2 separate regions of the Homo sapiens genome follow, and region 1 is linked to region 2. Evidence: read pairs that join two places in POLR2A ChIA-PET (ENCODE). Cell type or tissue: MCF 10A. All regions are shown on one strand. Each heading gives the region's core, and the rest is flanking DNA. Links, peaks and the distances in the headings are about the cores only. Region 1 overlaps SLC25A21 (solute carrier family 25 member 21). Region 2 overlaps SLC25A21 (solute carrier family 25 member 21).

What was found. ChIA-PET counts read pairs that join two places held together with the same protein. Peaks named below come from ENCODE experiments on the same cell type or tissue, not always from the same donor. Only the 100,000 strongest peaks of a DNase experiment are listed, where the experiment ranks them.
Region 1: POLR2A ChIA-PET joins it to region 2 with 10 read pairs; 2 of 35 experiments call an interaction of 5 or more read pairs at or near these places.

The regions. Positions count from the first base shown.
Region 1 is chr14:37,033,802-37,036,721 of GRCh38, reverse strand. All of the region lies in intron 1 of SLC25A21 (solute carrier family 25 member 21), which reads left to right. Among named protein-coding and RNA genes, the nearest start is that of MIR4503, 83 kb to the right of the region's middle. In MCF 10A, for the core only: no CTCF peak of the experiment used is centred there; a DNase peak (open chromatin) is centred at 1,571.
Region 2 is chr14:37,115,559-37,118,478 of GRCh38, reverse strand. All of the region lies in intron 1 of SLC25A21 (solute carrier family 25 member 21), which reads left to right. Among named protein-coding and RNA genes, the nearest start is that of SLC25A21-AS1, 55 kb to the left of the region's middle. In MCF 10A, for the core only: a CTCF peak has its summit at 725; DNase peaks (open chromatin) are centred at 778 and 1,338.

The DNA.
Region 1 (2,920 bases), core at 332-2,831, 82 kb after region 2:
ATTGAACTTCAAAATTTTGGAAGTGTGGGGAATGGGTAGAAAAATAAACCATATCTATTGATTGTGGAGTGTGCAAAATAACACATTATGATAAAGGGTTAGGCATTTTGGAATTTTTATTTATTTATCTTTAAATTTTAATAGAGACGGGTCCTCCCTATGTTGACCAGGCTGGTCTCAAACTCCCTGACTCAAGCTACCCTGTCTCGGCCTCCCAAAGTGCTAGGATTTTAGGTGTGAAACACCGCACCCAGCCAGGAATTTTTTTTTTAACTCAGAAAATGTAACATGTTGCGCTAAGTTTTACTGTGTGTGTTAAAAGGCTTAATAGAGCAGGTGAAATTTAAAACTGCTTGCAGCAAGCAGAAATAAAGGTAGAAATTCACATATCATTGTATGGGAAGAATTGGCTTGAACCTCCAGGTTTCACTTCATATTCTTGATCTGCAGCTACTTTTTGATTATAGCACAGCCTTGGCAGAAGAATCCAACTTGCTAAAAGTGTTCCAAAAAAGGAAAAAAAAATCTCTGGCATTTCCTGTTGGTTGGAAGATGTTTGGCTTTCTGCATTTGTATTTAGTGTTATCATTGGCCAGGCACCTTTGCTGGGTAGAAAAATACTGGTGCAAATTTTACTGGCAAGGTGGGAGTAAAAGCCATAAAAATTCTCAATTTTCCTTTTAAAAACTTAACTCATTTGTCCAAGAGAAATGAATACAGAAGGACAAGAGATTTTTAAACTTCCCGTACATCTGGGTATAGCAGTGTATTTTGACTCCAAGCACAATAAAACAACCTTACTTGCTGGTGGTATATGACATAATGACCCAAATATGTTTTTAAAAAATCATTTATTGCTGTACATAAACAGCAAAGTTAGCGCAAGGGATGATAAAATAACATGGGTAATTCTTCCTTTAGCTGGGAACCATTGGCGGCCCATTAGGATTCCAGATGTAGCTGTGTGTGCTTTTCCATTTGTTTTCCAGTGTCTAGTGCTTATGCCCTTGGTACCTTGATGGTGGTTGTCAGGCATGTTGGCTTTTCAGCTTGAGGTCTTCCTTGGAGAAACACAGTGATCGGGCTCTGGGCTATAAAGCACACTATTGTCTTGGGCCCAGTTTGTTGAGAATATAAGACCCAGGGCAGCCTCCTGCCAAAGGTCAAATACCAGCTTGACCCAAGTTCCTCAAATCAACACTGGACCTCCCCAGACAAGAGACACTTCACCTCTTCCTGATGAAAAAGTGGTTTTATGTTTTTATCACTCTGTAATAACAGAGATTGTTAGCTCAAATGCATTTTGATAATCCATTTATTATAGCTACTCTCGTGAAGAAAACAACTCACAGGGCCAGAACCTTATAGATTAAAACTGATAATAATAAAATGTGTTCCAGTGTTTTCGGCACTTAAAAAGGAAGCAAACTCCGGTATTTCCCAGTCCAAAAGATGGACTAGTAAGCAGCGCTAGAGGACTGAGTTGTGAAACTGTACTGTCCAGATAGAATCATCGTATTTTCAGCAGAGAAAGAAAGCAGCTAAAAACAGAACCATAGCTAATTTAGCAAGTGCCCTGACTGCCAAAAATGCGTGTCTGAAATCAGGTGGGTGTTTCTTTATGAGTCACTTTGCCAAATGTAAAATTTATAGCCCAGTCTTGTGCAGACTCTAGCAAAGATTCAGAGCATCAGTTTATTACAGGGCTACTATTAAGGATGCTTAAAACTCACCAGCTTTACACTCCTCACCCCAGGAGTCTAGCCTTAGCTAGTTATGATTGGGCCTGGCCCAAATGCTCCTATTAGGCAGGGATTTAAGTATTCAGCAATACGGTTAGGCCCTTTCTGTGGAGCCGAATGCTCTTCCTCATGGGGAGCTCAACTCACCCCTCCTGTGTCCATCAACAACAGCTCCCCTTTGCTTCTTACCACTTTTCACCTGTGCCCTGGCTTAGCAAATTGAAGGAAATAATGCTTAAAGAAAACAAAATAAATAGCAGATGGTTGAGTGTACTCTGGGATGAATAAATTGTGGCTGTGGAGGCGAAGAGTGAGTTGGTGGATGCACGCGGGTGTTTTTGTCGCTGACATGCAGGATGCTCAGCACGCTGACCTCCACATGTACCAGGCCCACTGCCATTAATCACTCCACATAATCCAAGCCAGAAATTTAATGAGCCCAGGGGATTGGTGATCCTTTGGAGTGGGAGTGGGAACGGAGAAAGTGAACTAGAGGTAAAATACAAAGTACAAAAGTGGATCCAGATAAGATAGCAGAGGTTTCTCAGTGCCCAAGTGATTTTGGATGGACTTTATCCCATATACGATCAGACAGAGAACGATCATCCAAAGAGTTTCATCCTTTATAGTGGGTTTATTCTCTCTAATAAATTATAAAATAGGCCAAGCACGGTGGCTCATGCCTATAATCCCAGGACTTTGGGAGGCTGAGGTGGGTGGATCACTTGAACGTCAGGAATTCGAGACAAGCCTGGCCAACATGATGAAACCCTGTCTCTACTAAAAATACAAAAAATTAGCTGGGCGTAGTGGCAGGCATCTGTAGTACCAGCTACTCAGGAAGCTGAGGCAGGAGAATTGCTTGAACCCGGGAGGCAGAGGTTGCAGTGGGCCGAGATTGCGCCACTGCACTCCAGCCTGGGCGACAGAGTGAGACTCCATCTCAAAAAAAAAAGCAAAATTGTGACCTCCCCAGAATCCCAGAATATCATAGTGCCATTTGGGAACCTTATTCCAAATTGCTAAATGGAACACAAGTGTTCAGCTTCTTGGAAATCAAATGGTTTATCAAATCCATTACCAAAATAAACCATGGAATACCTGTAACAGCAAGTTCCTTTTATAACTTTGAGATGTAAATGTTATTTTTATTAATCAAAAAAATTAAAAATCTGAAT
Region 2 (2,920 bases), core at 125-2,624:
ACAGGAGAGCGGAGTTTTATTATTACTCAAATCAGCCTCCCTAAAAATTTGGAGGCTAGAGTTTTTCAAAAATAGTTGGGAGGAGGCAGGTGGCTGGGGAATGGGAGCTGCTGATTGTTTGGGGGTACAATCACAGAGCTGTGGAAAATGGTCTTCCTGTTTGCTGAGTCTGCTTCTAGGTGGGGCCACAGGACTTGTTGGTGGATCTGGGTGGAGCCATCAGTTGTCAGAAATGCAAAAACCTGAAAAGACATCTCAAAAGTCCATTCTTAGGTTCTAACAATAGTGGTGTTATCTGCAGGAGTGGTTGGAGAAGCTGCAAATATTGTGACCTCTGGAATAATGGCTGGTAATCCATTACATCTGTACGTTAGTATAATTCGGGTTCCTACCATCCTCCTAACTTGGTGGCCTTTCATTAGTTTTGCAAAGGTGGTTTAGTTTCTGGGGAGGGCTATTATCATTTAAACTATAAATTAAGCTTTTTGGGAGGAGGGGAATCCATACAAAAAAGAATCATTTTGTAGTCTTAAAATATTTGTTAATTTAATAAAGTTTTTAAACTATCTTTAGTGATTGGACTTCCTACCAAAATGACAAAAAAAAAAAACAAACAAAAAAAAACTATGTTTGGTGAATTTTATGTATCCAGTAACTACTTTTTGCTTTGTGATCCTGTATTTTTATCCTCAGATTGCTTATGTATTTCTGCATTTAGGAAGGAGATGGCAGTATTGAGCCTTGGCAGTGACTTAACCCCACTATTTGAAGGAGCTTAAAAGTTCTTCATAGAGAGGTATCAGTTTCATCTCTTGGGATTTTATTTTCTACACTTCCCCCCTCTCCCTCTTTGTATTCCCATGTGGAGAGTGAAAAACGTACTCTAGTATATGTTATATTAGATCTGTCATACCAGGATACTATTAAATTACTTATTCTCATTTCTACACATCTAAGAATGCCGACTTAAGGGATGTATAGAAAAAACTCTCTTCTAAAATAAAGAGAGCCAGCTCTAAAATGCAAAAGTATGTTTACGATGTGCCTGTTTTCCTAAGGCTTTGACAGGAAGAATTAACTTTACATTTCCAACATACAAAACACTTTACTGAGCCACATCTTATGGTAAATAAACTGTGCTCTGGGAATAAATTTTTCACCATTTCTTTTTTAGGGCAATAAGCTACTGCTAAGAAAATGACTTTTTCTAGTGCTGATGCCCTGAAAAAAAGTTTAGATGATGAGAGGAATTATTTACTTAGACTCCATTCACAGCCACTGTTTTGCCTGCATTCCAAATTTCAAAAGGATGATTCATGTACCTTTTAGCTCTATGTTGAAAAATAAAATGAGTCACAGTGCCCTTTGTCAATATCAAGAGTAATTAAAGAGTACATTTTTCAGCTATAAACTATAAGAAAAACAGAATGCTACCACGTAAAGTTGTAGTAAGTTGTTTTTAAAAGTATAAGCCAAGATTAGCAAACTGAGCCGCCATGTCAAAGGATCTGAATTGGTAGTTGGAATGGCACCCAATACTACAAGTTATGTTTTGAAAAGCTGTCCTGCCATGCTTAAAATAAGAAAAAGAAATATTTTAACTCATAAGATTATGTGGCTTTCTTTGAAATCTGGGCAATTAAATCACATACAAAAAGATGTGTAGTTGTTTAGTTTGATTATCATTGACAGTGGGATTTTCTTTGGTACCTTAACTTTTATATGTTCAAAATTGTTGTTGAAATGTTATGTGACAAATAATTTGTGGATTTAACTAAGCCAGCAAGCATATTTGGTTTCTATTATAAGTGAAGGACCCAACAACAACATCTTCATTTCATATTGTTCCGATAAATTTAATGACATTATTTTTTTTTGAACCAAAAGGAAATTTTTTCTCAGCTGGATTCTTTCACTGTAGGTTTTAATCACAAACTTTGAAAATGAGAACATAGCTATTATTTTTTATTAAAAGGATATGTTCTGGTTAGTTTGGAAAGGTCTGCCTAGTAAGGGCTTTCAATAACATGTCCAAGGACTTCAAATGTAATGCTGAAGTTAGAGAAAGTCAAATATGCCTTGTAGTACCATTGTATCTTAAGTGTTGTAAGATGCACACAAAGTGAATGTATATGCATTGTAAGGTAGTAAATTGTAAATTCCAACTGAGAAGAGGCCAGTGAAAGATTATCTACCCGGAGTGGGACATAGGTCTGTATATGTGGTACCAAGCTCATCTTGAGAGAGGGTATTGTACATGTGCTGTGTGTTATGAAAATTGAAGTTTACAGTGTCTTACATATAACATGTATTCGCTTAGTGCTTGCTGAGTGATTTAAATTTTATGACTATTCTTGCTTAGTAAGTTTTAGTTGTTTTTTTTTAAAGCCAATACTTCAAAACTCTTTGAGTTTTCTTATCCTTTCTGTTAAAGCAGGATTGTTCCCTGGGACAAGTTCAGTTTTACATAGATAAATATAATGTGAATTTCTTTAAAATGTATTTTTATTTAATGTATTATTTGTATTTTCATTCTTAATGTAGTTTTTAAGTAGAAGAAACGTTTAATCTTTAAATACTTTAGCCAAAGTGCTGAATATTACAGTTATGGGATCTGAAACATTCATTGGTTTTTAGCTCAATTAAAATATTTTACACTTGCTATATATGAAATCTTATACTAGTTTGAAATGAAGCAATTCATTGAAGTTGATGTTTTGGTCATGCTTTAGTTGTCTCACCAGTATTTTAGCCTTGTGAATATGTTTCAGGCTGCTCCTCTCTTTAAGGAACATTTCCTTAATTCTTTTCTCAGCAGCTTGAATAGGCACATATCAAAGTCAAATACATCTCCTAGCCCTAGATGGATTTCTAGGAGGAACCACCACTGTTAGCAATATTGAATTGTTAGTGTTTTTGC